Regions from separate parts of the Homo sapiens genome. Here region 1 is linked to region 2. A link is a loop called in an ENCODE intact Hi-C map of the cell type or tissue named here. Cell type or tissue: PC-3. All regions are shown on one strand. Links, peaks and the distances in the headings refer to the core of each region. The heading gives the core; the rest is flanking DNA.

What was found. Hi-C counts contacts between places; a loop is a spot of excess contacts. Peaks named below come from ENCODE experiments on the same cell type or tissue, not always from the same donor. Only the 100,000 strongest peaks of a DNase experiment are listed, where the experiment ranks them.
Region 1: it touches region 2 in a loop (11-fold over the local background); 46 of 110 quality-filtered maps call a loop at or near these places.

The regions. Positions count from the first base shown.
Region 1 is chr5:147,851,841-147,864,196 of GRCh38, forward strand. It overlaps the pseudogene LOC100288484. Among named protein-coding and RNA genes, the nearest start is that of SCGB3A2, 21 kb to the right of the region's middle. In PC-3, for the core only: a CTCF peak has its summit at 5,903 (motif pointing right); a DNase peak (open chromatin) is centred at 5,891.
Region 2 is chr5:147,927,986-147,940,341 of GRCh38, forward strand. No RefSeq gene overlaps it. Among named protein-coding and RNA genes, the nearest start is that of C5orf46, 28 kb to the left of the region's middle. In PC-3, for the core only: a CTCF peak has its summit at 7,259 (motif pointing left); a DNase peak (open chromatin) is centred at 7,256; H3K27ac peaks cover 1,278 bases.

The sequences.
Region 1 (12,356 bases), core at 2,076-10,075, 77 kb before region 2:
ATGTGAAGTCCAGCCACAGGGACACTTGCAAGGGCAACCAGCAGAGGAAGAAGGTGGTTACCACAGTCGCAAGGACCTGGAAGGGTCAGCTAAACTTAACCAGCTGCCTTTCTCTTAACTTCAAGGCTACAAGGATGTAGTAGCCAGTGATGATAGCCAGAGGGAGAAAGAAGCCAAAGAAAAAGTGGGCTGTTGTGACCAGCGTTTGGTGCCATGGAATGATAATCTCTTTCCAAAGTTGGTGACTTCCTTGAGTTTCATTCTGCAGATCATACTGGTTGTACAAAGAGGGTGACACTTTCCACCACGAGTTTCCTTGAAGATCAAGTAGGGAACAGAGAAACAAATTGCCAAAAGCCAGGTCCTCAAGGGCCCCAGAGTTGCCTTTGCTGGTGTGCAATTGTTCCAGGACTAGATTGGCCACAGGATCACAAGTCAGTGGTCCATGGAGATGAGGGTCAGAAGGAAGACACTGGCCAGAAAGTTAAAAATAGACATGGTGCTATTGAGTTTACAGAGCAGCTGGCCAAAGGGTTACAGAGCTACCATAACCAGCTGGAGAAGCAGTGGGAAGATGATGATGAAGTCAGCCACGGGCAGGTTGAGGTACCACCCACACCGTGTTGACTGTGCAGGACATGTGGAATCCAACTACCCAAATGACAAGGCCATTGCCAGCCAAGCCTAGGAAGAAAGTCACTGTGTAGATGATCATGGAAAAGATGTCAAGAGCAGACTTGACCCTCTCCAAAGAGTCATCACAATAGTCAAACATGGACGTGGGACTCTCCACAGTCAACAGTGACAATGCAGACACATTCTCCATGCTACCTAAAAATAGCCAAGGTATATTTAGGCTCAAACTTTCAAACTACATAAACTGCTTAAATTATCACCACTTCCTTTCTTATGATGACTGCAGACAGCTTTCATGTCCCTGCTTTAGGATGTGCCATTCTCTGTTGGTGATATTCCTCCTCCTCCCCCATGTGCTCTTGCTCCTCTTCCTCCTCTTCTTGTTTTCTTATCCATATTCTTAACCACAGTTTTCACCACTTATTCTATGCCAGCCACTATGCTAGCTATGTTCCATATATTGCATATCATGAATTAAGCAGCTACTAGGAGTCCAATGTTCTGTTCATATATTGCATTTAATTTATTTCCCATAACAAATCTGTCATATGGAAAAGAATTATTATGAATGAGAAAACTAAGGTAAAGGGAGGTTACTAAATTACTGAAAATCAAACATTCAGCAGTAAAAAAGCAGAAATGAATTTTGACGTTAGTTCTGCTTAATTAAAAATTCATATACTTTACCTGATTTTTTTCTTTTTACTGTATATTCCTCCTTCAATGGGCTGAAGGGGGGCTCATATTCGTATTTTTAATTTAGTTTACAAAAGGGCTTTCCTGTGCTTCACACTATTTAATAATTTCCAAAATGCCATGTTAGCTACGTAAGACAAATGTTTTATTATTGAAGTGATTTTTGACATATATGAAAGCAAAGACTGAAAAAGGTTGTTTTCTTTGAGCTGTAGCTCACTGCCTTAGGAACTAGCAGACCTGGTTCTTGAACCCAAACCTCCTGAAACCAAATCTTATCTTTTCCTCACCTCATTACAATGCTCTTTTTTATGGGTAAAGGACATCAGGAGGTGGGTGTCCACCCTGGAGGAAGTGGGATCTCTCCTGGTGACTGACCCTCCAAACTCTCTTAAGGGAAGATGGTCACGTCAGCTGCATTTAGGGGCCACATGAATTATTGTCTAACCCATATGAATTATTGTTTTCTCATTTCCTTATGGGAAATGCCTGCTGCATATTGTTGGCATTGCTATCTGTTTCTGTCCTATTTTCCTGTTTCAATTTTTAAGTTCCTCAATGTGTGGGGCCAGTCTTCAATTCTACCTAATGCCTGCTTTTGTTTATGCTGTTCTCGCTACCTAGAATGCCTTCCCCTCCACCATTTTCTGTTGGTGAAATCTTGCACACACACATCCTAGTAGACTTACTTGCTTCTTTCTCTGTTTGTTCATAGCACCGGATGTCTGTTTAATTCTAGCAGTCTTGCCTGCATATTAGAAATGGTTGCTTTGATATCTATCTCAGGAGTCACAGCTTATTCTACTTCTACCACTAAATACCTTAGGCAAGGCATTTACCCTCTCTGAGCTTTACAGCCTTAATTTTTAAAAGCAATATATAATATTAATACATACCTCAGAGGGTTGTTGTGGTAATATAAGGAAATATTTCAGTGAAATATTTAGAAATATATCTGATACATCAAAAACACCCAGCATGTTGGTTATTATTCTTTTTATTGATACCATCATTACTATCCTAATTTTTGTTTCATGCACCACATTTGATTTATATTAACATTCCATAAACACTTGTTTAATTATTATAGTGCTGATAAAGGATAAAGATTCAATGAGATGATACCTGTGAGTATAAATTATAGAATCAAGAGTTATATAAAGCAGAATCCTTTTTCTTGAAGGAACCAGTTATTTCCCTTGTTTTAGATGCTTACTTATTTAAGTGAAGTTTTCCTCTTCTTGCACAATCTCTTCCCAACTTTTCACCCTTCATCTGGCCCCAAATGGCCACCCCCAGACAACTGTGAAACCTGCCTATGCCTCTCTCAGTAGTGGAACCCCACACACTCACCTTCACCAGCTTGGAGCTCTGCTTCCCTGCTGGGGTTTTATAGCAGCCAAATCCATTTTGGAGGCTTTTGAATCTATGGGGCCAAGGGACTCTGAAGGCATCTGTGTCAGTTATCAGACTGGTGAAGTCTCTGTGCTAGGACCTAAGTAATACAGTCGAAAGGAGGAACCTGGGGGCTCGTGTTGAGGTTTGTCTAAACGCCTAGAATTCTTTTAGGGAGGGAGCTTGGGATACAAACAATTTTTATTCATCAGGGCCTTGAAGTTCAGTGATCACTGGTCCGGATAATTAAGACTTTAGGAAATGTGACCTCATCTTTGATGAAATTTATGTCTAAGATTTTGAAACAAATATAAAGACAATTTAAAAGTGCATGAGCATAGTAAAGCTTGACGTTAATTACAACAGCAACAGCTAATATTTATGGAGTGCTTATTATAGAGCAGGTTTAACCCCTTCACTATTCTGTACTTTGGAATCAGAAGGGTGTGATGATAGGATTTTGTAAAAACCACGTCAGAGGATCCCCTGTGGAAACGGAAAGGGTGGTTGCTTAATCACAGACGGCAATGAGATGATTGAACTTTGTAGGCTTAGTGTTGAGTCTAAACTGTGAGACCAGTCTGTAAAATGAGCTTAATCTAATTGAGCTTTAGCTATAAAATCCGTATATATTCCTCTGAAGCTTAAATAAACCCAGTAAATAAAGGTAATTGGACAACCAGAAAGCATAATACAAATGTGTGATTTACGATTTGGTTTAAAATAGTTGGACATTATTAGGATGCAATATTATTAAATAGTATTTGGAAAGGCCGTCCGCATGGGACACTGTGGTAGATGAGAAAACTGATGCTCAGAGAGCTCCTGTCTGTTTATGGCTTGGTTGTGATGGTGAGGGATCTCCCCCATGTGCAGAAAGTCAGAAGTGGATGCTTCCTCAATGATGAGAGGGGCAACTTTGTGGGAGGAACAAAGAGTGAGTGAAGTTTTAAAATTGCAAGACAGGGGAAAGGATAGTGTTGGAGGTAAATGTTGAATACAAATATATGAACGTAAATCTGAATTTAAGTATTAAATGAAATATATTTACATAAACCTGGCACATTCCTGTTAACAATAGCTCAGAACAATCTCTAGTGTACAGTAGCCTTTTTGATCCCCAGTTTGCTTTTCTCGGTTTCAGTTACCCATGGTCAACTGGAGTTCAAAAATATTACACGAAAAATTTCAGAAATATACAACTCATAAGTTTTAAATTTCACACTGCTCTGAGTAGCACGATGAAATCTCATGCCCAGGGACATGACTTGTCCCTTTGTCTGGAGTACCCGTGCTGTGGATGCTGCTTGCCTGTTACTCACTTGGCAGCCAACTCGGTTATCACACTGACTGTCTCAGTATCACAGTGATTATGTTCAAGTCACCCATATTTTATTTTGTAATGGCCCCAGAGTACAAGAGCAGTGATGCTGGCAATTTGGAAATGCCAAAGAGAAGCCACGAAGTGCTTCCTTTAAGTGAAAATATAAAAGTTCTTGACTTAATAAGGAAAGAAAAAAATAATATGCTGAAGTGGTTAAGATCTATAGTAAGAACAAATACTTTATCTGTGAAACTATGAAGAAGAAAAAATTGTGCTAGTTTTTCTGTCACACTTCAAGCTGCAAAAGTTACAGCCACAGTGCATGATAACTTTTATTTCAGTACGTTGTTATAGTTGCTCTATTTTATTATTAGCTGTTGTTGTTAATCTTTTACTGTGCCTAATTTATAAATTAAACATTATCATGGATAAGAATGTGTAGGAGAAACAGTATATATAAAGTTCAGAACTATTCGAGGTTTCAGGCATCCACTGGGGGTCTTGGAATGTATCCCTTTTGGATATGCAGGGACTCTGGTACAAAGCCTCTTCCATTATATCATCATAATGGCCATGATTACACACCCAAGGGGTCATATATCTTTGAATTGAACTTTCATCCAGAACTCTTAAAAAACAAAATATGTTGGTAAATACTTAGATGCCTAAGTATTTATTATCTCTTATCTCTTCTGACTCTTCTACCTTCCAGCAGAAGACCATGGAAGAAAGATAAACTTTTAAAGCACAGCCTTATAGGAAAGTTGTGTTAATAGATGGTAGCAGGTTTTGTAATTATTCCAATAGGTAAAATGAAAATAAACTTGGGGTCAAATAAATACTCTTAGGCCAAGCCAGTACTAGGCTTGTCTGATGCATATTCACACACCAATACAATTTTATTCTTTTAAGCTACTTTTTGTTAGTCTGATATTTTAATATTGTTTATGATGTGTTAGAACTTGATTCTGGCAGCCATTCTCTGAACTAAAAAAGCTTAATGTGATCTGGGGCCATTAATAAACTCTGATGTCTTCTTCAAAGAAGCTGATAGACCTGCTCTGCTCTGTGCTAGGCAAGACCTAAATAGTATTACATTTAGCTATGGCACCACTTTGGAGATTCTTGGAAACACTTCTGGTTGTGTTGAGGAGGTGACAATGGTTGACCTTAGGCATCCAAATGTGACCTGTACATCTTATTATTAGTGCTGCTTTCTAAGTTTCTGTCCAGGACATAAACTTAGTTCTGTCCTTTCTAAATGCTTTCCACAATTTTTGATGACAATATGTTGGAATTTCTGGAGTTGGCACTCATGGACTAAGGAATGCAAGGAGGGCTGAGTAGCAGCCTGTGTCGACCTAAATGTCTGTTGATTTATCAAAATCCTAGTGTGACAGAAGGATCCTGATGATCCCCCCTATACTGCTGAATATTTAGGGGATGCTATGAAATCTCCTAAGATTAGAGGCCTCCAGGTCTTCAAGGTACATCAGCCAATTTGAGTACTTTGTCTTTACTCTTAAATTCTCCATATTCCCAAATCCAATATAAAAGTTTCTAAGCCTCTGAGTTTCTCCATACCCCCAAATTCAATATAAAAGGTCCTAAGCCTTCTGCAGCATTTGAGGTAGTATTTCTTTTAGCTGGCTTATCATCTGAGAAGTAAAACAAAAACTAAAAACAATATTTCTTCCTCCTCTTTAAACATATATTTTTTTTCCTTTTTCAATTCATTATTTTCTTCTAGCACAGGATGTGGCACAAAGATGGCCATCACTAACATTGCCTGTTAGGTTGCTTTTGTTTTGTAAACTGTAGCACAATCCCGGAAATGGCCACAAGAGGGCATTTGTGCACCACTTTGAAAGTTACTCTTGTTCAACATCGCATTCCACAAACATTCATAGTTTCCCATGGTTTGAACTTTAATAATTCCACCCTGAAAGAAAGAAAATGAAGCTGAAGTCATATCAGACATAATCTAATCCATATTGTCATTCCAAAGATTCCAGATCTCAGGACCTGTGATAGTGTAACTCTTTAAAATATTGAAGCATTGTGAATGATTTTAAACATTTCAAAAAAAGAAATGTTTTAAATATTTTAATTAGTGTTGAGGCTTAAGTAGCTGTACTTTTGACTTAGATTATTATAGATTTGACAGTCAAAACCTTAAAATATTGAGACCCATGGGGGAAAATAATGTGTGCATCAACATTTATTGAATTTGATACTTTTTGTGATAGAGTCCCAGAAATGATATGTGAGAAGCTTAATAAGGTTTAAAGTGCTTTGTTTATTGCAGTTTTAAGTGTCTTCTTCTTGAATTAAATCTTAGGTTAAGGAGGCTGTTGGAGTCATATGATGATATTATGGTGCAAAATTAATTACCTTTGCACCAACCTCATAGACTTGGAAAGTGTAATGAAGATAATCTCATCTATTCTTATCTATTACAAGAGCCTTTTCCACAGTAAATTTGGTATTAGCTAACCTTTATTTGTAGGATTCAGTATGGAGCCATTAAACTTTATTTTCTTGTAATTTGTAGTCACATTTCAAAAACCTCTCAAATTCAATCCTAAATTCATATCTATTTTTGCTTCATGATGATAGCCCTCCAAATATCTGAACAATCTCTTAAGGGTTTCTTGGTTTATCTTCTCTCCAGGCTGGTGTCACCAAGTTTATTAACTGTCTCTCATATGATCCTTCAAAAGCCTGGATAATCTTCTTATTATGGGTTTGTTGTGAATTAAATATGACCACACATTCTTTGCAATTCCTCCTACCAAGAAGTAGAGTTTATTTTCTCTCCTCTTGGCACTGGGCACGTCCTATGGCTTCATTTGAATAATAGAATGTGGCTGAAGAGATGCCATGTGTCTTTTGAGGCTAAACATTAGGACATCTAGGGTTTTAATTTTCATATCTTGGAATGCATTTTCCTGGAACTCATGAATTACCAGATGCTTTGCAAACTGCCTCCACTGAGCTCATAGCCAAAGCCAATCACAAAATGCCAGTATTCTGGCTCTCCAGCCATCCCAGTGCCCCAGTAAACATCAATCAATGAAACAGGTGAAGCAGCTATATGGTATTTTTAAAGAATCATGAAAAAAGTACACTGTGCTTGTTTTGAACCACTGAATTTTGGAGTATTTTGTTATATGGCATTAGACAACTGAGAGGTCCAGGTTGCAAATGATCTCACTGGGTTGAGTTCAGATCTAAATAGAATGTGTTGACTGTGACTAATAACCTGTAAAATAGATTTTTTTCTTATTTGATTTTGATGGCACATTTTCATAGTAACATATTTTTTCAGCCATATTTTCATAACCTGTGATATTTGAAATGATTTGAGACCAGAGCTGTTGTTGCTTATCTTGACTTAAAAAGAAAGACCACTGAAATAGAGCCTGTGACTTTTTCCCCAGTTCCTCAGTTTTTTCTGACAGCCAAAAAATAAATCCTGAATTTTTCTAGACTTGATGGAATGACAAACATGATTTCATTAATACAATACTTAACTGTAAACCAAGGGTTTGCACATACATCATCTCACTTAATCCACACAAACGTATATGGCAGCATTAATAACCCTTTAACACACACTGAAGTATTTGTGAGTGATAGGACATTGGCTAGCAATTTACTCTCCAATGGTTCTGAAAAAAAGAGTTCTATGTACTGTATTCAAATCTTTTCTGTAAGTTTGAAATTGTCTCAAATTTAAAATCTTATACCAAAAAAAATCTTATAATTTGTTCACTGGATGCAGTGATTATCCATTCTCCTACTTCTATTCTGTGTACAAGCTAAAGAAAGGTAAAATTCTTCAAAGAGAAATTACAAATAAAACTCCCCAAACATCACTCAAAATTAAAGTGTTGAGAAGTAGTTCATGAGCTTGGTGATTGTGGCTGCTCTGACTGAGGTTATAATTATGAAGCTGGATAGCTAAAAGTAAAGATAGAGAGGGGATAATAATAATAATAGTGTAACGTATCTTGAGTGTTCATTCCCAGGTACTAATTTTTGTAAGCATTTTGCATATGTTAACTTATTACTTATAACACCCTTAGAAGGAAGGAAGTTTGTTAGCCCAACTATAAAATAGTTGGTAAAACTGAGGCCCAGCAAGGTAAATAACTTCCCCATTGGAAAAGCTGTGCCATGAATACAGACAGGCTGGCTTCAGGACCTGTGCTCTTTGTCACTAAACAAAGAACAAGGGCACTGAAAGCACAAAAGAGCAGCCTCAACCCTAGAAAGATGTGGAGAAGCTGGAGACAGTGTTTAGCAAACATCAAGCTTGTCAGGAGCCCACACACCTCAGTAAAAAGGCCTCCTCCACCCTGTACTACCAAAAGAATCATAGCGCATGTTGTTAAATCAAACTAAATATGGCCTGAGAAAGCCTCCATACTTCCATATTTGAATCCTTGTGGATGAACTATAACCACCTTAGTAGGTAGACAAGACTGAAGTATGCTTCTGTAACAATAGGTGAGTCTCAGCCAATCCCAGAAGCTATACTTAACCACTCATATGCCGCTGACTGTTCAAACTATGCTCAAATAAGACATGCACCAAGCTGTAACCAATCCATCTGTTTCTGTACCTCACCTCTGTTTTTTTATACATCACTTTCCTTTTATTGTTCTGACCGTGAGGCATCCCTGGAGTCACTCTGAATCTGCTGTGATTCTGGAGGCTGCCCAATTTTTTTCTTTTTTTTTCCCTTGCTCAATTAAACTGTTAAATTTAATTTGTCTAAAGTTTTCTTTTAACAGATCTGGTGTCAGAGTGGGATTAAAAGTAAAACTCCAGCAACCCCCAGGAACACCAGGTGACCAGGTGAGGTACCTGAGGAGACTATTGTGCTCACTGCTCTCTTGATTGTAGCTGGAGGTCATGGGTGAGTTTGCTCTCAGATTCCGAGCTCCACCAACTTGTGTTCTGAGCTCTATGTGTTTATTTGAGCAATAGTTAGGCTGGACTGAGTCCAGGATTGAATTGGATTTGATAATTAACTGAACTGGATTCAGTTAGAGGTCTCAGGCCTCAGGAAGGTACTTTATTTTTAAAATGGGATCTTTTGAATCCAAAGAGTCTGGGACTCCACCTTCCAGGACTCCATGTAAATTTTATGTATAAAAATTATGGACCCAGAACATGTGCATTTTTAGAAAAATGGGTTAACCGCACTAGAGAAAACTTAGAATTAAGATGGCCACAATGGGGAAGTTTTAATTTGGATAAAATTATTTGTGAGGCACATTAGAAAAGGGGGGATCAAAAGCCCCATGAAAACAGTGGGACGTATTCTTTCATTGGTATGCAGAGGCCTCTAAAAGACCACATGAATCAAACATTGCTTCCTTAAAAGATTCTTTGCAAAAAACAAATGAAAAGCTTAAGCAAAAGACCAAGAATGTGATAAAAGAGGACTGTACTCTGACTGAACTAACCTCAACTATTCCTTCTCTTTATGTATCTCTACCTACATAGTCTGAGTCCACTAACCTTTTTGGTAAATTACCCTTTCGCCCTGACGATGATGAAAAAAAAAGAAATCAGACAGATGTCTTACAAAGTGAGACCTTCTGACCAGCTGGGCCTGCCTGCTGTAACTACTTTCACTCCATGGTCCAAAACTAAGCTTAGAGCCATTGTGAAGTACTTTCTTGATCCAAGTGAAAATCCTCAAAACTTTACTGAGGAATTTAGAATCCTCATACAAGCTTACAATCCAGGACTTCCTGACCTTTATCAATTTATTCACATGATGTTGGGGCCTGGTGAAGCTTGGGAATGGATGGCAGCAGCAGACTGGGACAAACCTGAGGCGGATGTTAAAGACCCCTCCAAAAGTTCTTCATGAGAAGGACAAAAAGTAGCTCTAAAAATTGGTAAATACCCTTTAAATTTAATTCCTAAAATTTGTCCACAAAAAACTGATTGGCCCATCATACAATCTTGTAAACAGAAAAAGGATGAACCAGTTTCAGATTACAGAACTCGCTTAGAAACACTGTGAAACATGTAGGGCTCAAAGTATAGCAAGGAGTATTTCCTGCAGGGACTGAAACAGCGTTAACTGCTCTGTTCATACATGGACTCCATCCTGAACTTAACAGTTTGATTAGAACACATAAACTGGAATAGGAAGTTACAGGAATGACTGAATTGGTGGTCTTAACTGAACATTTGGAGATGACTCTAGAGGAAGGAAAAACTCAAAAGGCTAACAAACTTATGACCCTTCAACTACAATAGTTACAGGGGCTGGGAGCAAAAGTATGGAAGGGACCTTCTCATTCTCATTTTAAATCACAACCAAAAGGACCTAGAACAAGAAGTTCTTTACCGCAAGATGTCTGCCTTCATTGCAGACAATCAAGACACTTGAAAAGAGATTGTCTGCTTTTATTTCAGTATGCCAATAAGCCTCCCTTTAGGCCGACTGTTTCCACCCTAAAAAGAACCCAAGAGACCTCAGCCCTTCTGATAAAAATCAACATTGATGAGGCTCCAAGGGATTCTCTGGTAAATTTCTCCCTATAATACCTTTAAATAAACATGGAGAAACAAAGGTTAAAATAAATGGGGAGTCATGTACAGTCATGGTGGATACCAGAGCTACCCTATCTACCGTAAACTCCACTTCAATAAGCCAACAAATCCCTTGGAGTAAAAAGGTCATTCCTGTGGTGGGGGTTTCAAATCAAGTACAAGAGGATCTCTTATCTGAATCCATCCAATTAACTTTGGGGCCTTTTCATAATAACAAACTTTTTACTATGTGATACTGCTCCAGTAAATTGGCTAGGGCGAGATTTACTTTCAAAACTAAAAGGGCACATGCAATTTTCCTTGCTCCTTTCAAATAGCTTCTCCTGAAAATTCTCATGATAGTACTTATAATCAGAGGCCAAGGGTTTTAATCTTTATATTTTTTCTAGAGGCTTTCCAAGTTATTATGGCTTGTATTACCAGGGTAACAGTAAAAATGAGATCCTCTTTAAATCAGGCCACTTTACGGAGCGCTATGATCCTTAACTGTTCTCACTCTCTGAGCAAGGACTATGACCAATTTGACCCTAAGACTGTCGAACTGCTTATATTGTCTGAACCTTCAGTTGGTTAATTTGGTTCAGTTCATTTTCACAAGAACTCCTGTTAAGAAGTATACCTTGGTATTTTGGTATAATCCTCTTTATAGTCCTAATAATAGTCCCCTTGGTGCACTGTATCTCTCAAGTCCTAAATGTCTTGTACGTGGCTATCCATTGAGAGTTAAATGGTCTCACTCCAACTGTGTCAGCAACAACATAAACATTCAGCTGGTACAAAGCTGCGACTTGTGAATTTCCTACTGACATTAAAGAAGACTTGTGAATTCCGTAATGAGACTGAAGAAGTCTTTCATGATGGTGACAGAGAATGGTGTCAATTCCTAAAGTTTGGTCAATCTCTCTAAATGGAGAGACTGACCAAAAATGGGGAATTGTTAAATCGAACTAAATATGGCCTGAGAAAGCCTCTGTAACTCCATTTTTGAGTCCTTGTGGATGAACTGTATCCTACCTTAGTGGGTAGATAAGATTGAAAACCTAACTTAGGAATATGCTTCTATAGCAACAGCTGAGTCTCAGCCCATCCCATCAGCCATACTTCAACCACTCATATGCTGCTGACTGTTCAAACTGTGTTCAAATAAGGCAGACACTAAGCTGTAACCAATCCAGCTGTTTCTGAACCTCACTTCTGTTTTCTCTACGCCACTTTCCCTTTTTTTGTCTATAAATTTGCTGTGATCACGAGGTATCCCTGGGGTCATTCTGCATCTGCTGTGATTCTGGAGGCTGTCCAATTCATTAACCTTTTTTTTCCTTGCTCTATTAAACTCTTTTGAATTTAATTTGTCTCAAGTTTTCTTTTAACAATGTAAACATTTAGCAATGGGGAAATGATTTGTAGCCAAGACACTAATCCTGGACCTATAACTTGGCAAAGTAAAACACAAACTTTTGTTCTTCTTTGATTTGCACCCACATGATGGATGTGCAGTCTGGCATTTTTTTTGGAAGGGTGTGGAGCTTACATATACAAGACATTAGGGCCAAGGTCAAAGCCTGACTGATTACACTGGTAAAGATGCAAGAAGACACTTTTAGATTTAGCGTTTATTACTTAGATAGATATCAAAAGAGTAAACCAAAAGTGCCAAACCCCTCTCATTCATATTCCACACATCAGAAAAGACCACACCCAAACAAAAGGGCCCAATAAC
Region 2 (12,356 bases), core at 2,436-10,435:
GCATAATGACAATATGAAAATAGTAGAACACATACTTCCCATAAAAAGTGACATGTTACTTTCTACAGAAATAACCATTAACGACCATCCTATTGCAAAACTAGCAAGATCAGGAAGTCTGGTTTTAGAATGATCTTGTTATCTCTTTCGCTCTCTTATGCCTAACGTCTTTTTTCCTCTTTTTCCCTCAAAAGTATTCTGTTTATCTTCCACTCTTTCTCTGTCAACATAGCTATCATAATATTTATTCTAAAATTATTCTTTCTTTGAAAATGAGCAGCCTATTTCCTGTTTTCCCTTTTCCAATTCTGAGCTTGCTCTCTTGTCCTCATTCTCCTCTTCCTCTTCCTCAAATTTTCTGGGTGGACCAGCTCATCTTCCACATCATCTTTATTATCATTATTTTCATACTCATCCTCTTCCTCTTCTGAGTTGGCATTCATTAGCTTTCTTACCAAATCCCTCTAAATATGTTTTGCTGCATCAGTTGAAAAATATACTTTCTCTAAGAATGTTTAGGACTGCTAAATAAGTCAAGGTTTTGCAGAACTCTACTAAACTGAGCTTTCTAAGTTTTGGTTTCATTCCAAATGAAATCGTTAGAATTTTGGCATTTCTTTGCCAGGACTTCTAAGTCTCCAGAAATAGCATTGTTTCTAAGAAAACCAGTCAAAGAAGGACTTATGCTTCAGCCATACATAGAAACACTGGTTCTTTGAAAAGATCATTCCTCCCTTCAATTTCTCCATGGATGACTGGCAACTATTAATGACCAGTTTGGTCACTCAGGCTTTTCACGACTCCCTCCTCCTCTGTTACCACTAGTCTCATTTTTCCCCTTCCTCCTTCTTGTACTAATTCTAATATCAAAATTTAAAAAAAAATAGAAAATGAATGAAAAGGGAAACAAATATACCACTCACCTCCAACGAAAAGATGTGTAAGATAAAGAACAAAATAGCCAACGGAGTTCAAATAGGTGGAATGTTAACTTGGCCTCCCTTTTCTCTTCATCCGTAAACATCCATAGCTCCTTTCCCTTCGATGGCTGTTCAGAGACTTGCATTATTTTAAAAATATATAATGTGATCAGAACTGTAATTCTGGAATATTATTTGGATGGTGGTGTGTGTAAATTGCACCAGAGAGGAAAAAACCAAGAAGCAGGGAATTAATTATGAAAGTATTCTATTAACCCAGGCAAGAAAAAAGGTGGATTAAACATGATTTTTTTTTCTCAGTGGAAAGTAAGCAGAGGATAAAATTCCTGGCAGTGTTATTAAGCTAAAATTTGTTAGACCTGTCTTGGAATCTAGGTGATCGGCAGGGAAATTATAGTGACTTTACCATGAAAAGGGAGCACAGAAGGAAGATTAGAGGAATGATGGTAAATTTTGGTTGGGCACTTATCGAAATTGAGGGGCATCTTCAGCGTTTAGGTAGTTTTCCCACAGGTAGATGGCAAAATGGAACTGAAAGAATGGAGTTGAGAGTGGATCCCCAAAGATAGAAAGGCTTGAACAGGCAAAAACAAAAAAATGTTGATAGAGTACCATAAAAAACTGTTATGTATAAGAAGAGGTACTTAGCAGTGAATCTGAGAAGAAACAGTAAGGTAACTTGCAGGAGAATTCTGAGAGTTAATTATCTGGAGTTTGAGAGAGGAGTGAATTTAAGGTGGTAAAGCATGTCTATTTGGGGGGAGAAAAGAGTGAGAGGGTTTTGTGATTATTCTATAAGCACTTGCAAAGGGTTTAACCTCCCAAATAAAAAGACGTATTTCTTTTCCACAGATAAGAGATAAGAGTTCTAGATGAAATATATAGGCACGGAGTAGAAAAAAACACCTTCCATCCCTACTTTTTTTTCTTATTGTTTTTTTCCACTCCAGATAAAAGAGAAAGTTGAAATCAGCTTGGTGTGGTCTCCACAGAGAGTCAAATACCTCAGCTAGCTTCAGTTTGCACTTCCAGAACCACCGTCCACCTTTGTTTACCCTGCTTGTGACCCATTGAGGCTTACTTAGTTGAATTATGTCAAGGGGCTTCCTTGCCTCCTGTTTTCCTGTTGGGTTTGGACAAGGGTGAACACTGTTGGACCATCACAGGGCAGTAGTAAAGTGTTATTGAGTATTTTCCTTCCGGTTTTCTCCATGCTGCTTCATTGCGTGTTGACTCTGTCCCACTGTGGTGTCTTGTCTACAGTAGGGACCAATGGGATTGGGGTCTGGTTTTAGCTCAGTGTTGTGATGTAAGCATTAATAAACCACCTATGCATAAGCACTTTGTAATACCCAGGCTCCATATTTCCAGTTTGACTGCCTAAGTTTCCCTTTAAACCTCTGACATTCTGTGAGTGTGGATAGTGCTTTGCTGTTCAGTACAATCTGTGAAACAGCAGGATCTACTTTTCCTAGCAAGTTGTTAGAAATGTAGAATTATAGACCTTACTCCAAATCTACTGAATTGGAATCTACATTCTCAAAAGATACCCAGATGATTTATATGTATTTTAGGACTTGGGAAATACTGAGATAGTATACAATTATAGTTAAAGAGTATGGAGTTTAGGGTCAGAGTGACCTGGTTATGAGTTTTGACTCTTCTACTATTTACTAGCTCTATGAACTTGTGACAAGTTGTTGACTTTTTTGAATCTCAAGGTCTAACCTGAAAATAATAACCCTAGGGATGTTGTGAAGAGTCAGTAAGACAATGCGACAATGCGATTCTTATTGTTGTGCAGCACTTATTCATTAAATACTTATAGTTAAAGCAAGTAAGAAGGAGGCCATTAGCCTGAGATTGTCTCTGTAATAGGAACTCCAACATAGGCAAACCAAAACTCAATTAAATGTAAACGGTAAAACACAAGTTAAGTTTAACCAATTAGAAACCTCCAGCTAACCTCTAGCTTGGGACTCTCCACTGCAACACACCCCAGTAAAGCAAATGCCTAGCTGTAGCCTATCAAGTAACTTCCTTATTTTGCTTTCATGGTCTAAAAAAGCTTGCTACTCCCACTGCAGCGAGGGGCTGTCTGAACTTCTGGTTCTGTTTTCCTTTTGACTTTCCTGCTTGATTCATGAATCATTCTTTGCTTAAATAAATTCTGTTAAATTTTTGCCTAAGGTTTTTCTTTTAACATTATGGATACCTTCAATGTTCCAGACACTGTGCTGGGTGCTCAGCAGTCAACAACACAGACAGTCCCTGGCCTCATGAAGCTTAGGTTGTTTTCAAGTCCTATGGACCAAAGTTATGCTTTGGTCCTGGAACAAGGAAGCATGATGCAGTAGATAGATCATTGACCTCAAGGGTGAAAATACATAGATTGCAACCCTCCTTCTTTTAAAGGCATACTGAAGGGCCTTAAACAAGTCATTTCAGCTTTCTGAACCTTGTCTGAAAATGGGATCTTAAGAATATTGGACTACATGAGCATATTCCAAACTGTGTTTCATAGAACACTAAACTTATGAGCTTCTCCATGGAGGAGATAAGAAAGACACGTGGCCAAATAAGTTTGGGAACTTATTTCCTTATAAGGAAATCACAAGTAAAACATCTCTTTAACTTGAAGTAATTTTGCATTTCTGACACTCATTATTGACAGACTTTCTTTCCTCCTTTCCTTCTTCTTTCTCTCTCTCTCCTTCCCTCCTTTCTTCTTGCCTTTCCTCCCTTCTTTCCTTCCTTTTTCTTTCTTTCTGTTGCAGTAATTTGGGAAGATGTTAGACCGTTTCCCTAAGGCCATTTATGGATATGATAGTTTGAGGATCTATTTTAGTCAGGAGGGAAGGAGAATTTTGTCAAGGGCAGTTCTCCATAGCCATTGGTCAAGATGACCCCATGGTTGTCAGATTTCCCAAAAGAAAGCACCAAGGGTTAATTGAAGGGCAAGAAGGGATTTGGAGCATAGTCTTTAAGAGTTGTTTGACATTGAGCAAGTCTCTGGCCTCCCAATTTCTGAGTCTGGAAGAGGGTGTGGGGTCAGTCTGGTGGCTCTGCCATGGTCTGGGAGGCTAAGGGTGTGTCTGAGCTGTATAAAAATCTAATTTTGGAAATGCTTCCTTGCCTGTGTTTGAGTGGAGAGTTGTGAGTTGGTGTTCATGAATTTTAGAGGCAAACTCTAGTGTTTGTCTTCTTGTTTCAGTTGGAAACTGGGTTTTCTCCAGTGAAAGCTGGCCTTTCTCTCCCAGTTTAAGGACTGGGATGTCCTGTATTTAGTTCAACAAGGGCCTACTACTTACTTAGATTAAGTACCCAAACCTGTACCACTTGCTTAGAGTGTTGATTTCAGAAATATGGACACAATCCAGAATGATGCCTGAAGCTTGTCACAACTGGTAATTTGTGATTGTTCTCTCACGTAAAGTTCTCAAGCCTTTATTGTGAAGAGAAATATGTCTTATCAAGTTCTAATGTCTCAAGCTTATTTTTCTTCGTACTATAAATGGAATAGAAACTGTATAAATAAGTATATTCTAGTTTAGTGCAGTGGGAAAGGAAGGAAGAGGCGATGCATCAACAATTTAGGGCAGGAGATACAGCAGAGGAGAGGGGTTAGGCATGGAGAAATGGGCACTGAGGTTAGAGAGGAGGGGCCTCTGCTCACATTCAGAGGAGAGGATCTTCTACCCACATAAATTCAAGACAAGGGCTCAGGTACAGGGGCCACAGAAAAGCCCCACTTATTCAGAAAGTACAAGGCAGTTGTTAAGAACATAGATTCTGTGGAAGACAAACCCAGATGTAAACTCAAGCTCTACAACTTACTGAATAGGGTAGAGAAATTTATTCCTTTTAGTTCTTGGTTTGCTATTTTTTAAAATGTGGATAATAAAAGCACCTACCACATAAAGCTGCTTCAAGGATTAAATATGATAGTGCATATACTTTATATAATTTTATGTGCTTAGCAATTGATTTATAGACAGCACTTAATACAATTTGCTACTGCTTTTATTTTTATATTATTGTCATTATTATTATAACTTTCATTTAACAAATTAGTATGTACACTAAGTATGCCAAGTCAGCATCATGCCTGAGAGAAGAAAGCCTCATAGCCACTCACATATTTTCATAATTCAACAGAGATTTTTAGGCAATTTAGTACTATGAAAATAGAATCTTTCTGACCTGTATGCAAATCCTGGTTCTGCTATTTGACAGCTTGGGAAAATTATTTTAACTTCTCCGAAAATTTGCTAGGTTATGAAGATTAAATGGATGATAAATCTGTATACCTAACAGAGGTGCCTATCTTAAATAAGCCTTAGTAATAATAGCTAATATCATTACGAAGTAAAATATTTTACTTCTAAAACACGCACAGCTGAAGAAGTTGATAAACAGGCACAGAGCAGAAAAACGACTTACCCAACATTATAGAAAGGGCAGGACTGGAACCAAGATCTTCAAGCTTTAGGCCCATTGGTTTTGCCTATACATACATAGAACTCTCCATGAAGGAGTATTTGAAGTACGTTTGAGCGGTGTGGAGCCTAGTGAACTTGCAGTGAGAGACCAAAGTTAAAATCCAGCTCTGCCACTTAGTGACTGGGTGACTTTGTGCAACCCATGCAACTTCTATGAACTTCTCTTCCCGCATCTTATAAAATGGTGATAATGACCCTTGTTTGCTTTCCAGGAATGTTGCGAAGTTCAAATGAGATTAAAGAGACGTTTGAAAATTATAGAGAGCAGCAGATGTATAAGGGATTTATATTTATATTACATACTTTAAAGTGGCAAGGGAACATATGCTTAATATTAGTTTATTAGCATATTGAAAATAATTTATTTTCTAGCTTCTGCTTTGGAGCAGGAAGGAGCAAAAGCAGTATTGTTTTAGGTACCCTTCATGCCAGCACGGTGTGTGCATATGTGGATGCCTCCAAGTGTTGCTGTAACGAGAAAAACCTGGGAGCTCCAGCTGCCTGGAGTTCTTGTGCATTCAACTTCAAAGAAACCAAACCTGATATTTAAAGTAATTAAAGGTGATTCAAATCTTTTCTTGAATCTCCTGGCAAAGATTAACAGGGATATAATTTATAACTGAAATCTTCTGACCATCCCCCTTTTCCTGATTCCTCCAATCCTCATATCTCTTATACTCTGAAGCCACTCCAAACCTTTTCTTTAAACCTTCTCTATCACATAAAAACTCAACTTGATTAACAAAAACAAAACAACCAAAGAAAACGAACCTTAGTGACTCTTCATTTTTCTTCTCATCTCTTGTCTTTCAGCTTCCATATCTCAGCTTTTAATTGACTAAATATGTGTCTTTCTGATAAAAATTCCATCTCTTTACTTTTCAATTTGTCTCTCTGCTCATTTGCCAATTCTATGTCAAAAATTGGCCAGAGACGAACTGGAGTGGCTGAAATTCATCTTCTGAAGGTGGGAAAGAATTGAGGCATAGTAGGAAATGCTGAAAATGCAGAATTCTCATTAATACATTGGGGAAGGGTAGAAGACAATAAATACTTACAGGTTTATATGTGCATAGTTTAAATTCATTGCAATTTTGTTTCCTTTCTCCCTTTCTTTTTTTTTTTTTTTTTTTTTTTTTGACACAGTTATGCTCCTGTTGCCCAGGCTGGAGTGCAATGGTGTGATCTGGGCTCACTGCAACCTCTGCCTCCAGGATTCAAGTGATTATCCTGCCTCAGGCTCCTGAGTAGCTGGGATTACAGGTGCCTGCCACCACACCCAGCTAATTTTTGTATTTTTAGTAGAGATGGGGTTTCGCCATATTGGCCAGGCTGGTCTCGAACTCTTGACCTCAGGTGATCTGCCCGCCTCAGCCTCCCAAGGTGCTAGGATTACAGGCATGAGCCCTGCGCCCAGCTGCAATTTTGTTTTCATCTGTCCAAAGGAATGACTGAATTGTGGATATGGGGATGTGAAGTGTATATTACGACTCCAGTTGTGGAGTAGTTGTCGGAAGCTGCTTATTTTTTGATTACTTTTCACAAGGGTTTTTCCTTCACATTTTCTTCAAGCGCCTATCTTGTGCTCTAAATTTCTACTGAACAAACCTCTTTAATACTGGCTACAAGTATCCTTATTTAAGTATATATCTTTTATCTCCAAATATTTAGTTTCCTTAAATACTGAAAGCTCTCCTGCAAGAAAATGCCTTTTTAATAAGGGTTAAGTACTGACTAACCACCATGGGACATCATTTTGATTTATTAAGAGGGTGTAGGAGGACAAGCCATTCTCTATTGTTGATCGCCATCTTGTGGAAATAACGATCAAAACGGCATAATTCAGATGTTGCAATCCTGCATGGGTCAGAATTCTTGGATTAGGATTCCTTCTTTGTCATATACTTTGAGCCAGCTACTTAATCTGTCTCAGTTTTTTTCATCTGTAAATGGGGGTAATCTACCAACCTCATGGTGCCTGACTTTATTGAACACATGGAGCTACTACTATGATGTATATTACAATTTGAGGAGCATTGACAAATAAAACTAGGTTGCTAAATAAGAGCAATCATAATAACAAGTAGTAATAATATTGAAAATATAAAAATGGTTAGTATTTACTGAATGTCTACCTTGTGGAAGATTAGTAGATGCTGTTCTATGTTCTTTACATGAAGTATTTTCTTTAATGCTCCCCACAGCCCTTTTTATTGAATACTGTTTCTATATTCAATGCACAGATGAGGAAACTGAGACTCTGAGGTTAACTAATTTGTCCAGTCTCATGGTGAATGAATAGTAAAGGTGGAATCAAACTCAAGTCTGATGTCACTATGTGAAATCTTTACTGCTCTAGGATGCTTGTGAGAGGATTGGGCCTGGAAATCATATTTTATAGGGAGAAAACTGTGTGTGTGTGTGTGTGTGTGTGTGTGTGTGAGAGAGAGAGAGAGAGAGAGTGTGTGTGTGTGTTGGGAACATTTCAAGTACTCTCTTCTAGCTACTTTAAAATATACAATACATTTTTGCTAACTATAGTCACCCTATGAAAAAGTGGTGGCTCATGCCTGTAATCCCAACACTTTGGGAGGCTGAGGCAGGCAGATCACCTGAGGTCAGGAGTTCGAGACCAGCCTGGCCAACATGGTGAAACCCTATCTCTAGTAAAAATACAAAAAATTAGCCAGGCATGGTGGCAGGCACCTGTAATCCCAGCTACTTGGGAGGCTGAGGCAGGAGAATCGCTTGAACCTGGGAGGCGGAGGTTGCAGTAAGCCAAGATCGTGCCATTGCACTCCAGCCTGGGCAACAGAGCATGACTCCATCTCAAAAAAAAAAAAAAAATGGGCAAACAACATTAGAACTTATATCTTCAATCTAACCATATGTTTATATCCGTTACTGAAATGTTTTCCATCTCCCTGCCCTCACATGCCTTCTCAGCCTCTAGTATCTATAATTCTATGCTATACCTCCATAAGATCAACTTTTTTAGTTTTCACATATTAGTGAGAACATGTGATATTTGTCTTTTTGTGACTGGCTTATTTCACTGAACATAGTAATCTCCAGTTCCATCCATTTTGCTGCAAATGACAGGATTTCATAGTTTTTAAACGGCTGAATAGTATTCTATTATGTATATATTCCACATTTTTAAAATCAGTTTGTCCATTGATAGACATTGAGGTTGATTTCATATCTTTGCTGTTGTACTAGTGCTGCAATAGACATATGGGTGCACATATCGCTTTGATATACTGATTTCTTTTCCTTGGTATAAGTATCCAATAGTGGGATTGGCAGATTATATAGTAGTTCTATGTTTGGTTTCTTGAGAAATCTCCATAACATTTTCCATAGTGGCTGTATTAATTTACACTTACATGAACACTGAAATTTATTTTATCGGGTAGAAGTATAGCTATTCTCGCTCTTTTTTGGTTTCCACTGGCATGGAATATCTTTTTTTTTCATCCCTTTATTTTCAGTCTGTGTGTGTCTTTATAGGTTAAGTGTGTTTCTTGGAGGCAACAGATTATGTTTTTTTTTTTAAATTCATTCAGCCAGTCTGTGTTTTGATTGGAGATTTAGTTGATTTACATTCCATATTATTGTTCATAAATAAGGATTTACTCCTGCCGTTTTGTTATTTCTTTTCCAGTTGTTTTGTGATCTTCTCTTCCTTATTTCTTTCCTTTCTGTCTTCCTTTTAGTGAAGATGATTTTCTCTGAAGACATGATTTAGTTTCTTGCTTTTTATCTTTCGTGTATCCATTGTATGTATTTTGGTTTGAGGTTACCATGAGGCCAGAACATACTATCTTATAACCCATTATTTTAAGCTGATAACAACCTAACATGATTTGCATAAACAAACAAACAAGCCAAATAACCTAATAAATACTCTACACCTTAACTTTATCCCCCGCTTTTTAACTTTTTGTTGTCTCTATTTACATTGTATTGTACAGTCTATGTCTTGAAAAGTTGTTGTAGTTATTATTTTTGATTGGTTCATTGTGTAGTCATTCTACTGAAGATAAGAGTAGTTTACTCACCCCAGTTACAGTGTTATGATATTCTGCGTTTTTCTGCGTACTTACTATTACTAGTGAGTTTTGTACCTGCAGATGATTTCTTATTGCTCATTAACATCCTTTTCTTTCTGATTGAAGTACTCCCTTTAGCATTTCTTGTAGGACAGGTCTGGTGTTGATGATATCCCTCAGCTTTTGTTTGTTTGGGAAAGCCTTTATTTCTCCTTCGTGTTTGAAGGATAATTTCACTGGATATACTATTCTAGGGTAAACTTTTTTTTTCTTTCAGCACCTTTAATTAATCATGCCACTCTCTCCTGTCCTGCAAGGTTTCCACTGAAAAATCTGCTTCCAAGTATATTAGCGTTCCATTGTATGTTATTTGTTTCTTTTCTCTTGCTGCTTTTAGGATGCTTTCTTTACCTTTGGGAGTTTGACTATTAAATGCCTTGAAGTAGTCTTCTTCGGTTAAATCTTCTTGTACTTGGATATCGATATCTTTCTCTAGCTTTGGGGCATTCTCTGTTATTATCCCTATGAATAAACTCTCTACCTCTATCTCTTTCTCTGCCTCCTCTTTAATACCAATAAACCTTAGATTTGCCATTTTGCAGCTATTTTTTTCTAGATCCTGTCGGCATGCTTCATTTTTTAAATTCTGTTTTCATTTTTCTCCCATATATATTTTAAATAGCCTCTCTTCAAATTCACTAATTATTCTGCTTGATCAATTCTGCTATTAAGACTCGGATGCATTCCTTAGTATGCCAATTGCATTTTTCAACTCCAGAACTTCTGCTTAATTCTTTTTAGGTATTTCAATCTCTTTGCTAAATTTATCTGATATTCTGAATTTCTTCTCTGTGTTATATTGAATTTCTTTGCGTTTCCTGAAAACGGCAATTTTGAATTATCTGTCTGAAAGGTTACATATCTCTGTTCCTTCAGGACTGGTCCCTGGTGCCTTACTTAGTTCATCTGGTAAGGTCATGTTTTCCTGGATCATCTTGATGCCTGTAGATGTTCGTTTATGTCTGGTCATTGAAGAGTTAGGTATTTATTGTAGTTTTTGCAGTCCAGGTTTACTTGTATTTATCCTTCTTGGGAAGGCTTTCAGATATTTGAAAGGACTTGGGTGTTGTGATCAAAACTGAATCTGCTTTAGTGGTGACCCCAAGCCCAGTAGCATTGTAATTCTTTTTTTTTTTTTTTTTTTTTTTTTTTTTTGAGACGGAGTCTCGCTCTGTCGCCCAGGCTGGAGTGCAGTGGCGCGATCTCGGCTCACTGCAAGCTCCGCCTCCCGGGTTCACGCCATTCTCCTGCCTCAGCCTCCCGCGCAGCTGGGACTACAGGCGCCCGCCACCACGCCCGGCTAATTTTTTTGTGTTTTTTAGTAGAGACGGGGTTTCACTGTGTTAGCCAGGATGGTCTCGATCTCCTGACCTCGTGATCCGCCTGCCTCGGCCTCCCAAAGTGCTGGGATTACAGGCGTGAGCCACCGCGCCCGGCCAGCATTGTAATTCTTGTAGACTCATAGAGATAACCTCCTTGATGGTCTTGGACAACATCTGGAAGAATTCTCTGGATTGCCAGACAGAGAATTTTGTTCTTTTCCCTTATTTTCTCTCAAACAGATGGAGTCTGTCTCTGTTTTGAGCAACTTGGAGCTGGGTTGGAGTGACATAAGAACCTCTGTGGCCATCACCCCTACGACTGCATTGGATCAGTCCTAAAGCCAGTACCGCACTGGGTATTACACAAGGCCTGCTGTAACCACTCTCTGACTACCACCTATGTTCACTCAAAGCCCTGGGGCTCTACAATCAGCAGGTGGCAAAGCCAACCAGGCTTATATTATTCTCTTCAGGGTGGCAAACTCCCCCAGGCCCCAGGTGGGTGCCAAGGTGCTGTCCAGGAGCCAGGGACTAGATTCAAAATCATAGAACTCCACCTGGTATTTTATTGTACTGTGGCTGAGCTGGCACTAAAACCATTAGACACAGTTCTTCTCACTCTTCTCTCCCCTTTCCAAAGGCAAAGGAGCCTCTCCCCATGGCCACCGCCATGTCAGGCTCATGGGGAATACTGCCAGACTACTACTGATGTTCCCTTAAGGCCTGAGGGCTCTTGAGTCAGCTTGTGGTGAATGCTGTCTGGCCTGGGACTCACCCTGCAGGGATGCAGCCTCCCCTCTGGTACAAAGCAGGCCCGGAAGTGCTGTCTAAGAGCCAAGTCCTGGAACCAGGGACTCCAAAAGCGCACTTGGTGCTCTACCCACTGTGGCCAAGCTAGTACCTAAGGTGCAAGGCAAATTCTCCTTAACTTTTCCCCTTGTTTTTATCAAGCAGAAGGAGTCTCACCCCATAGCCACTACAGCTGGGAATGTGTTGAGTCTTACCTGAGGCTAGCAAGTCTCAGAGACTCACCCAAGGGCCTCAGTGTAGTACCTGGGTACTGCTGACGCTTATTCAGAGCTCAAGGGCTCTTCAGTTAGCAGGTGATTAATCCTGTCAGGATTGGGTCCTTCTCTTCAAGGCAGCAGGTTCCCTTCTAACCCAGGGTGTGTCTAGAAATGTCTGGGAGCTAGGGCCTGGAAGGGGGGCCTCACAGCTCTGACCATACTCTATGCTGCTGTAGCTAGGCTGGTATCCAAGATGCAAGACAAAATTCTCCCCACTCCTGTCTCTGCTCTCCTCAAGAGGAAGGAAGGGATCTCTTTTGGAGCTGCAAGCTATACAGCTTGGGGTTACGGGAGGGTTAGCACTGCTTAAATTGTCCTGGCTGGTGATCAGTAGGTTTTGTGCCCTCCAACCCCCAGTTCACTGCGGGCCCAGTTCAGCCCTAGGACTCACCTAGGTGTTGCAGTCCTT